Linked DNA regions of Homo sapiens: region 1 is linked to region 2. A link is an interaction called in ENCODE POLR2A ChIA-PET data of the cell type or tissue named here. Cell type or tissue: B cell. All regions are shown on one strand. Each heading gives the region's core, and the rest is flanking DNA. Links, peaks and the distances in the headings are about the cores only. Region 1 overlaps TCTN1 (tectonic family member 1). Region 2 overlaps HVCN1 (hydrogen voltage gated channel 1).

Region 1 (5,381 bases), core at 318-5,317, 50 kb before region 2:
GTCAATATAAAATTTACCATTGAGCATTTTCCATGTGCCAGGCACTGTGAAGAGCTTTTCAGGCATTACTTCATGCACCCCCCTGGGAGGGATGCACCATTGTCTCCATTTACCTGATGAGAAAAACTTAGGCACAGGAAAGCAACTTGTCAGAACTAGTGATAGAGCTGCGTTGTTGTTGTTGTTGTTGTTGTTTTTGAGATGGAGTCTTGCTGTGTCGCCCAGGCTGGAGTGCAGTGGTGTGATCTTGGCTCACTGCAACCTCCGCCTCTCAGGTTCAAGCAATTCTCCCACCTCAGCCTCCCAAGTAGCTGGGATTGCAGGCACCTGCCATCATGATCAGCTAATTTTTGTATTTTTGTAGAGATGGGGTTTCACCATGTTGGCCAGGCTGGTCTTCAGCTAATTTTTGTATTTTTGTAGAGACGGGGTTTCACCATGTTGGCCAGGCTGGTCTTGAACTCCTGACCTCAGGTAATCCGCTCGCCTCGGCCTCCCAAAGTGCTGGGATTACGATGTGAGCCACTGCACCCAGCCCTAGAGCTGTAGTTTACAAAATATTCTTGGCTGGGCATGGTGGCTCACGCCTATAATCCCAGCACTTTGGGAGGCCGAGGCGGGCAAATCACTTGAGGTCAGGAGTTCCACACCAGCCTGGACAATATAGTGAAACCCCATGTCTACTAAAAATACAAAAATTAGCTGGGCGTGGTGGTGCGTGCCTGTAGTTCCAGCTACTTGGAAGGCTGAGGCATGAGGATCGCTTGAACCCAGGAAGCGGAGGTTGCAGTGAGCTGAGATCATGCCACTGCACTCCAGCCTGGGCAATAGAGCAAGACTCCATCTCAAAAACAAACAAACAAACAAAGCCAAAATATTATTTTCTGTGTATGTATCTGAGCTGTTCCACTCTTAACAGACATGTTTCCAGTTTTTGCTGTTATCCACAATGAACATTCTCATATATACATACATTTTTGTACACTTCACTGATTAAATCCTTAGGATACATTCCTATAAATGAGTTAGTTTGGTAAAAATGAATGGAAAATTTAAATATTGATACCAGATTGCCCTCCAGAAAAATTGCAGTGCTTTACACTCCCAGCTCCAGTGAGTGGAAGGAGTTGTTTCCCATACTCCTGCTGGCACTAAAGCATTTGGATAAACTTTCAAGTTCGAGAAAATTGGCTATAAGCCTAATAGCTATTAATCTGGGTTTTGAAGATTGGAAAATAATTTTGTGGGGTTTGGTTTTGGGAAAGAAGGCATTCTTTCATAAAACTGATTTATAAAAAATTGATTTTTATGATTTTAATGTATACTGTATATGTTATTTAAATAATTAATGCTAGCGAAAAATAATTCTCTCAACCCTGTGTCCAGCCACCTAGTTCCTGTCTGCAGAGGCAGATCGTTATGTCATTGTCTCATGTACCCTTCCAGAGGAATTCCATGACTAAGAAGCCTGCAAATACAGTAACATGCACATACAGAAACACATCCTTTTAAAAATGGCGACACAACTAGATGTGAGCTTCTTGAGGGCAAGGACCACATCTGTTTTTTGCTCATCAGTGTGTCTCTGATGCCTGCAGTGCTGCTTGGCACATTGTGGGTGCCCAGTAAGTGTTGAATGAATACTTTAATTACACCATAACGACTGTTGGTTGTTGTGTTTGCAGTATGGGGTTCCTCTGCAGACTTCAGATTCGTTTCTGAGATTTCCTTCGTCCCTGACATCATCTCTGTGCACTGATAATAACCCTGCAGGTAAGAAAGTGGTCATTCTTCTTTCCTTAGACATTTGCTGTTATTATTAGGTTGGTGGAAAAGTAGTTGCGGTTTTTGCCATTAAAAGTAATGACCAAAATCGCAATTATTTTTGCACCAACTTAATACTTTACATTTGTAGTAGTCATCATTAAACAGGCCTCGTAACTAAAAACAGAATCTTCGGGTTAAAAGAGGCCTCAAAGGTCACGTAGTTCAATTTCTCACCCAGGGCCAGTCTTTTCTACCACATGCAGTCACTGCTTGAGCACTTGTAGTGATGGGGAACTGACTACCTGAAAACAGCTCACTCAATTGTTTAACACTTCCAGTTGTTGGAAAGTTCTAAAGCATATCAACAGCTAACCATTATTAAGCACATATTGTGTGCTGGGTATTGTGTTAAGTGCTTGTATGTGTTTTCCCTTAAATACTCTCTGTAATCCCTTGAGGCCAGGTTAGTATCTCCATTTTTTAGAGCAGGAAACAGAGATGTACAGTTTCTTGTTCAGGCTCACTCAGGTGGTGGTGGAACAGGAATGGACCCCATGCAGTTGGCCTGCAGCCTGTGCTCCCCTATGCTCCTCTCCATTCAGGAGCCTCCAAGAGTTTGCAGAATGGCCCCCTAGGCAGTGGAAGGCAGCAGGCTTGGCTCTCCCATCCCCAAGGGGCCTCACTATGAAGAAGCTAAGTAATGGACGATAGGAATGTATTCTGTATTCTGCTGAAAAGACAAATGTATTCTGCTGAAAAGACAATCTTGCACACACGAAGAACAGTGTAAATTAAAACCAAACCAAAGGCTGGGTGTGGCGGCTATGCCTGTAATCCCAGCACTTTGGGAGGCTGAGGTGGGCAGATTGCTTGAGATTAGGAGTTTGAGCCTGGGCAACATAGTGAAACCCTGTCTTTATAAAAAATACAAAAATTAGCCAGACATAGTGGTGCACATCTGTAGTTCCAGCTACTCAGGAGGCTGAGGTAGGAGGATTGCTTGAGCCAGGGAGGTGGAGGTTGCAGTGAGCTGAAATTGCACCACTGCACTCCATCCTGGGTGACAGAACAAGACCCTGTCTCAAAGAAAAAAAAAAAAGAAAACAAAACCAAAAACAACTCCCCCTCCCCCACAACAAAACCTAAAAACCAAACTGAGATACCATTTTCCCCTGTCAGATTGGCAAAACTCAAAAAAACTGAAGCTGTGGGGAAACAGGCAGTCCACCTACATAGCTGGTGAGACTGTAAATTGGTACAACCTTGGTGAAGGGCAATTTAGCAATTTGTATCCAGATTAGAAATGAATGTGCTCTTCAACCCAGCTGTTCTACTTCCAGGAGTTGATCCTACAGAAATGCTGGCCAATATGCAAAATAATAGATTGCAGCATTGTTGGTGGTAGCAAAGATGGAGACAACTTAAGTGTTCATTAATAGGGAACTGGTATAATAATTATGCCACATCTATAATACTAATTATCCCCAAGAAAGGAGGAGCTGCTTCATGTAAAGACAGGCCAATCTCCAAGATATATTGTTCAGTAAACAAAATGAGGGGCAGAATAGTGTATATATTGTACATTTGTTTCCAAAAGGGGAAAGAAATAATAATAAAAATATATGTATGTTTTTTACACACATATTTGTTTTTATTTCCATAGAATATTTCTAGAAAGAGACACAAGAAGCCTCATGCCAGTTGCCTCTGGAGAAGGGGACTGGTGGTAGCTGGGGGGCAGGACAAGAATTGGAGGGGGATTTACTCATTATCTTTTTGTGCTTTTTGAATTTTGAATCTCATGAATGTATTCTTTTTGAAAAATAATTTAAAACATTGTAGGCCAGGCGTACTGGTTCACACCTGTAATCCCAGCACTCTGGGAGGCCGAGGCGAGAGGATCACTTGAGGTGAGGAGTTTGAGACCAGTCTGGGCAACACGGTGAAACCTTGTCTCTACTAAAAAAACAAAACAAACAACAACAAAATTGTATATCTGTGTTGTAACTTATTTTACAGTTTTACCTAGATTAAAACTTTTTAGTTGCCATTGGAAAATTGAAAAATTTCTTCTCTTTTGTATTTTTTTTTCCTTGGGAATGTTAATGATTTCTAGCGTTTCTGGTGAACCAGGCTGTTAAGTGCACCAGAAAAATAAATTTAGAACAGTGTGAAGAAATTGAAGCCCTCAGCATGGCTTTTTACAGCAGCCCGGAAATTCTGAGGGTAAGAATTATTTTGAAGTGGAACTTACTCATTAGGTATGTTTCTGTTCTTTCTGCGCTTTTAAAATATGACAAGTACAGAATAATTTCAGTACATGATTGACACTCGAGTTTAAATTTCTCCAGTACTTTTATATCAGTGATTATTGAAATAATCCTTTAAATAATTTTTATTTTTTTATAGTTAGCTCATATTTTGCTTTTGTTGATTTTTTTCTTTCATTCATTTTGATGGTAACCAATATCTGTCTCCTGAATAAAAACAAATCTTTACGAATAACTAAAAACTTTAGAAATCATAAAAACATCTTCATGTCTGTGACAGAAATAATCTTATTAGCCCCAAAAAGGGCTCCCTCTCAGAAACAGGCCAGAAAAGAAGAGGAAATCCACTTTCTGGTTGGCAGATGACACAGGCAGTCAGGAAAGAACAGGAAATGGGAGAAGTGGGCACAATGGTGAAGGGGCCCCTTCTCTCTGGTTACAGTGACTGAACCCTAAACTGAAGAAATGATGAGGCCACTGGCCCACATGACAGATGAGATGGAGGGTGGCAAGGGAAGAAGACCTTTTTCAATGATTAAAAACCATATGATAGGCTGAGGCAGGAGGATCACTTGAGGCTAAGAGTTCAAGAACCAGCCTGGGCAACATAATGAGACCCTGTCCCTACAAAAAATAATAAAAAAAAACCTTTTGTGTCATGGTTGTGCACACCTGTGGTCCCAGCTACTCAGGAGGCTAAGACAGGAGGATCACTTGATCCTAAGAGGCTGAGGTTGCAGTGAGCTGAGGTTGCAGTGAGCTAAGGTTGCAGTGAGCTATGATCGCACTCCAGCCTGGGTGACAGAGTGAGACCTGGTCTCTAACAAAACAAAACAACTGCCCCGCCAGAAACATACGATTATTGTCAAAGGGGTCCCCTTCCCAATTTCCTTTTTATGAGGGGTACAGGGGTAGGGTGGTTCATGGCACCATTATTTATCTGGACCTCAGTTTTTAGGATCAAATTTAACCTTTCCCTCTCCCCTCATTTTCTCTCTCCCTCTCTTGTGTAAGTCAGCCATCTAGGCTTGTGAATTCTTCTAGTTAGCTTGAGCTCACAGTTGTCTTGAAGCAATTCCTTGGGCATCCAGGTACAGTTCTCTTTCAGCACAGGTCTCTCCAAACAGGTCTATTTGTCTCCCTCCCCACGTTTCTCAGTGGGCCCTTCAGAAAGAAAGCTGCAGCTCTACTGGGGAGGCAAGAGCTTGTCATTGAGGAGGCTTGGGCCAGAGGCAGGAAGACCAGTTAGGAGTCTGTGGAAATCGCCTGGGCAAGCAATGGTGGCCTTCCAGCAAGGACAGGTGCAGTGAGAGTGACCAGGAGTGCAAGAACTGTGCTTCCCAC
Region 2 (5,381 bases), core at 297-5,296:
TGCCCTGGTATGGGCTTCTGACAAGGTCCTCAGCCACCAACTCATTCCTTCAACCCCCAGCCTCATTTGGAACCCCCAGACTCAAATGCATACCCCCAGCTTGACCTGCTGCCATTTACCCCATGAACAGACCTATAGCCTTGATCTATTTATTACTATTGTGAAAAAAGGAACAAAAGAAAGGGAAATAAATTCATAACAATCCCTGCACACCAAACTTATGTATCATCTACCCATCTACCTCTTTCTCTCCCACCTGTCTTTATCTTTTACAATTATAATCAAAGACAGTGGGCCAGGTGCGGTGGCTCATGCCTGTAATTCTAGCACTTTGGGAGGCTGAGGCAGGTGGATCACTTGAGGCCAGGAGTTCGAGACCAGCCTGGCCAATATGGAGAAACCCTGTCTCTACCAAAACTACAAAACAAAACAAAAAAAACTAGCTGGAGATGGTGGCGCACACCTGTAATTCCAGTTACTAGGGTGGCTGAGGCCCAAGAACCATTTGAACCCAGGAGACGGAGGTTGAAGTGAGCCGAGATTGCACCACTGCACTCTAGCCTGGAAGACAGAACCAGGCCCTGTCTCAAAAAAACAAAACAAAAAAAGGCAGCAGACAATTTTCTATCTTATTTTTTACCACTATATGCGTCAGATTCGCACCTGTTCAGAGGCCAGGAAACTTACCAAGGAGTCAAATGATCTCATTATTGCATTTTGCATGTTTTTAAACCATTTTGGATGGTTTTTAATCCAATTCTAAGACCACGTTTTCTCACATTTTAATGTCTCTGAAATCTGGCTGGGCCTGACAATTGATCGGTTTCAGCCTGTGTTACTTTTTATCACAGTAAATGGCAGCACATGGTTTTGCTTTTTTTCTTCATAGTACATAAAATAAGGTGCACGCATAGTGTTGTCTCATGTGCTAAGAAACATGGTGCCATAAATTGTACTTTTTCTTTTTTATGGGTTCTTTTCCCATAAGTGAGATGACCAGGCTTGAATATGGATATTTTCAAGATTCTTGATACACATGGTCAAATTTTGTGTCTAGAACAGTGGCATGGGTTGACCCAGTCCCCCGTGATATGTATGAGTGAGCTGGTTTCATCACAGTCTAATCAGCATTAAGCATTTCCGAATGTTCTTTTTGGTTTGCCTAATTTAATAGGGAACTACAAATGAAGGAAAAGCATGAACAGTTCCCACTTAACCTTTCTTCCATGCTGACTCTCTTATGAAGGATACCTGGAGCTCCTGGGGCTCCTAACTCTTACAGTTACCAGGGTCATCAATTTGATGAAATACACAATCACCATCATCATCATCATCATCCCGTGGTCATTCTGACCCTCACATTTGCTTCTCAGACTCTGCCCCACTCACCCCTGCTGCTGCCCTGAGCTTCCTGCTCTGCCCTCGCCAGCTTGGCCTGGCTAGGCCCCCAGAACCTCAAGATGAACAGCTGATGTGAAAGTCAACACTTCCTTTCTACCTTGCCCCCAATCTTCACAACCAATGCCCCCCAAATCCAACAAACCTGCACCTCACATATCAAAGACACAGTCTATTTCCTACTCGAGATGGCCATAAGGTACAGGAGGAAAGCATTTCCTCTGGAGTCAGGCCAGGTTGAAATCCCAATTTCTGTTTTTTTTTGGAGACGGAGTTTTGCTCTTGTCACCCAGGATGGAGTGCAATGGTGCGATCTTGGCTCACTGCAACCTCTGCCTCCCAAGTTCAAGCGATTCTCCTGCCTTATCCTCCTAAGCAGCTGGGATTAGAGGTGTGTGTCAGGATGCCTGGCTAATTTTTGTACTATTAGTAGAGATGGGGTTTCACCATGTTGGCCAGGCTGGTCTCAAACTCCTGACTTCAGGTGATCCACCTGCCTCGGCCTCCCAAAATGCTGGAATTACAGGCGTGAGCCACCGTGCCTTTGCCTCCTAAGTTCAAGCAATTCTCCTGCCTCAGCCTCCCTAGTAGCTGGGATTACAGGCGCATGTCACCACGCCTGGCTAATTTTTGTATTTTTGTAGAGATAGGGTTTTGCCATGTTGACCAGGCTCATCTTGAACTCCTGACCTCAAGTGACTTGCCCACCTTGGCCTCCCAAAGTGCTGGGATTACAGGCATGAGCCACCACACCTGGCCTAAAATCCCATTTCTGCCACTTTCTAGCTGTGTGATCTTCAGAAGTGACTTTACTTCTCTGTGCCCAAGCCCTGTATGGGCTCAGTACTTGCCTAACATTCTGAGACCACTGTATTATCAAATCTTCCCGACAATCCTGCAAGGGCAGGGGTGGTAAATAATCTTTTCACTATTTTCCAGATAAGGAAACTGAGGCTCAGGGAATTGAAGGGCACACAGTTATTTTGTGCCTAAGGACACATAGTTATTAACATGCACTGTTCGAGACCAGCCTGACCCACATGCAGAAACCCCATCTCTACTAAAAATACAAAGTTAGCCAGGTGTGGTGGTGCATGCCTGTAATCCCAGCTACTTGGGAGGCTGAGGCAGGAAAATCGCTTGAACCCTGGGGGGCAGAAGTTCTGGTGAGCTGAGATTGCACCATTGCACTCCAGCCTGGGAAACAAGAGTGAAACTCCATCTCAAAAAAAAAAAAACAAAAAAAACCGCACATAGTTATTAACATACAGGGCTGGGATTCAAATGGTCTGATGTGGAATATCAGGCTACTTGGAGGTTTTGTGAAGTCCTTTTACAGCTTTTCATCATTTTGATTTTAAATATTTCAGTATAGTGGAAACACCTGAACAGGGAGTTCTCCCTCTCCTGTTTGAAACACCAAACAGAATTATCCTCTCAAGGCTGGGATATCCTCTAATGCTGCAAGACCACAGAATCCATTACCTTTTCGTCCCAGGTGGCCATGTCCCTGTTGCCTCTGGATCTGAAAAATAAAAAGACATTTGTCCAGATCTATCATCTTGCTGCCATCTGCCTTGGTATGTGCTCTGTAATCCTTTCTTACAAATTAGTTTTAAGTTAGTTTAGTTTTAACTGTGCCCGAAATTAGTGTAAAGTACAAAGTATATGTAGGAGGGCATACATCCTGGATATAGAGCCAAATGAACTGAAACAGGGACTCAAACAAATACTTATTTGTACACGAAAGTTCATAGGCTTTCACAGCATTATTCTTAAAAGCCAAAAGGTGGAAACGACCCGCTTGTCCATCAATGGATGAATGGATCAACAAAATGGGTCTGTCCACACAATGGAACGTTATTTGGCCATAAAAAGAAATGAAGGGGGCCAGGTGTGGTGGCTCACACTTGTAATCCCAGCACTTTTGGGAGGCCAAGGTGGGTGGATCACCTGAGGTCAGGAGTTTGAGACCAGCCTGGCCAACATGGTGAAAACCCGTCTCTACTAAAAATACAAAAATTAGCTGGGCATGGTGGTGGGGACCTGTAATCCCAGCTACTTCGGAGGCTGAGGCAGGAGAATCGCTTGAACCCAGGAGGCAGAGGTTGCAGTAAGCCGAGATCGTGCCACTGCACTCCAGCCTGGGCAACAGAACAAGACTCTATCTAAAAAAAAAAAAAAAAGGAAAAAAAAAAAGAGAGAGAAATAAAGTATTGATACTTATTACAATGTAGATGAACCTCAAAGATACCATGCTAAGTGAAAAAAGCCAGACATAAAATGTCACATATTGTATGATTCCATTGATATGAAATGTCCGGAACAGGATATGAAATGTCCAGAACAAGCAGATTGGTGGTTGCCAGGGGCTGGGGACAGGGAAGGATGGGGAGTGACTGCTTAATGGATTAGGGGGTTTCCTTTTGGGATGATGCAAATGTTCTGTGCAGCTAACAAGGTATTTTTTAAAAAGCAAAATGATATATTATTAATTTTAATACAAAGAAAAACAGTGAAAATGTTCTGATAGAGGTGAAGGCCGCACACTGTGAAATGTACTTAAATGCCACTGAATTATTCACTTTAAAATGGTTAGCTTTACATTATGTGAATTTCACTCCAATTGAAAAAAGACAGACATTACAGTGTTGGGGTTGCTCTGAAAAACAGTAAAACCTTCTGAACACCCACCACCAGCTATATCAGTGAATGCACCTCTGAGCAGCAGGAGCTGCTAGTGCTGTTGAGTATTCACATATGGACGTGGAAAGACGCCAGCCACAGAGCAAACAGAGGAGTCACATTACGGCAGAGTCTACAGGATGACCCCATCTAAGTCAAAAGAAATACAGATGCTTTTTTTTGGTCCGTAAGGATCACTCTTCGCAGTGGTTATCTTTGGAAGAAAAGGGAGTGATCTGGGTGTGGGGCTTTCCTTCTCTGCTTCTGGGAGGCGTGAACTTTTACAATGAGTAGGTGTTACTTTAAAACGTTATTTTTAACATAGGTGATCTATGCATGTAGTAAAAAGTTTAAATTATACAAAAAGATATTCTATGACAAGTCAGTCTCCCCTCTACCCATTATCCTTCCCAGAAGTGGTCGCTCTGACCCTCTGACCAGTTTCCTACGTCGCCTTCTGGAGTATTCTATGCCCTCACAAGCACATGAGTAGATACTCTCCCCCAACCTTTTATTTTATTTTTTTTGTAAACAAATGTGAACCCACATACTGCTGTGAACCTTATTTCCCTTCAGGGTGTGGTAGGCAAAATAATGCTCCCCTTCAAAGATGCACATACCCTAATCCTTGAACTTGTATATTACTTTACATAGCAAAAAGGATTTTGCAGACATGATTAAGTTGCAGCTCTCAAGATGGAGGGAATGATTTTGGATTATCCTAGTGGACCCAATGTCATCAGAGGGGTCTTTGATAAGTGGAGGCAGGAGAAAGAAGAGATTGTGAGGACAGAAGCAGAGGCTGGAGTCAGAAAGATCTGAAGATTCAGTGCTTTAAAGATGGAGGATGGGGCCTCAATCCAAGGCATGTGGGCCCCTCTAGAAGTTGGGAAGGCAAGCAAACAGATTCTCCCCCAGAGCCTGCAGCAGCAACACAGCCCTGCCCATACCTTGACTCGAGCCCACTGAGACCGATTGTGGACTTTTGACTTCCAGAACTGTAGCATAATAAATGTGTGTTATCTTAAGCTGCCAAGCTTGTGGCCATTTGTTACAGCAGCCACAGAAGACTAACACAGTATCTCAGAGGTGGTTCTATGCCAGTGTGTCCTGTATGAAGTGCACGCCTTGTCATGGCTGCACATGAGTCCCCTGTAGGAATGTGTTTAATCCTACTAGTGATGGACATTTACGGTTGTTTCCAATCTCCTCCCACCCCAGCGCTTCCATAAATAACCCTGCACACCCTTTTTTTTTTGTTGTTGTTGTTTTGTTTTGTTTTGGAGTTGGGGTCTCAC

Evidence for each region. ChIA-PET counts read pairs that join two places held together with the same protein. Peaks named below come from ENCODE experiments on the same cell type or tissue, not always from the same donor. Only the 100,000 strongest peaks of a DNase experiment are listed, where the experiment ranks them.
Region 1: POLR2A ChIA-PET joins it to region 2 with 9 read pairs; 7 of 35 experiments call an interaction of 5 or more read pairs at or near these places.

Annotation. Positions count from the first base shown.
Region 1 is chr12:110,630,787-110,636,167 of GRCh38, forward strand. It overlaps TCTN1 (tectonic family member 1), which reads left to right. Exons shown (of 15, transcript NM_001082538.3): 5 at 1,686-1,773; 6 at 3,884-3,993. Among named protein-coding and RNA genes, the nearest start is that of TCTN1, 19 kb to the left of the region's middle. In B cell, for the core only: no CTCF peak of the experiment used is centred there; no DNase peak of the experiment used is centred there; H3K4me3 peaks cover 404 bases; H3K27ac peaks cover 1,692 bases.
Region 2 is chr12:110,680,342-110,685,722 of GRCh38, forward strand. It overlaps HVCN1 (hydrogen voltage gated channel 1), which reads right to left. Exons shown (of 8, transcript NM_032369.4): 3 at 2,884-2,923. The coding sequence starts at 2,904. Among named protein-coding and RNA genes, the nearest start is that of HVCN1, 6.1 kb to the right of the region's middle. In B cell, for the core only: no CTCF peak of the experiment used is centred there; no DNase peak of the experiment used is centred there; H3K4me3 peaks cover 2,850 bases; H3K27ac peaks cover 4,882 bases.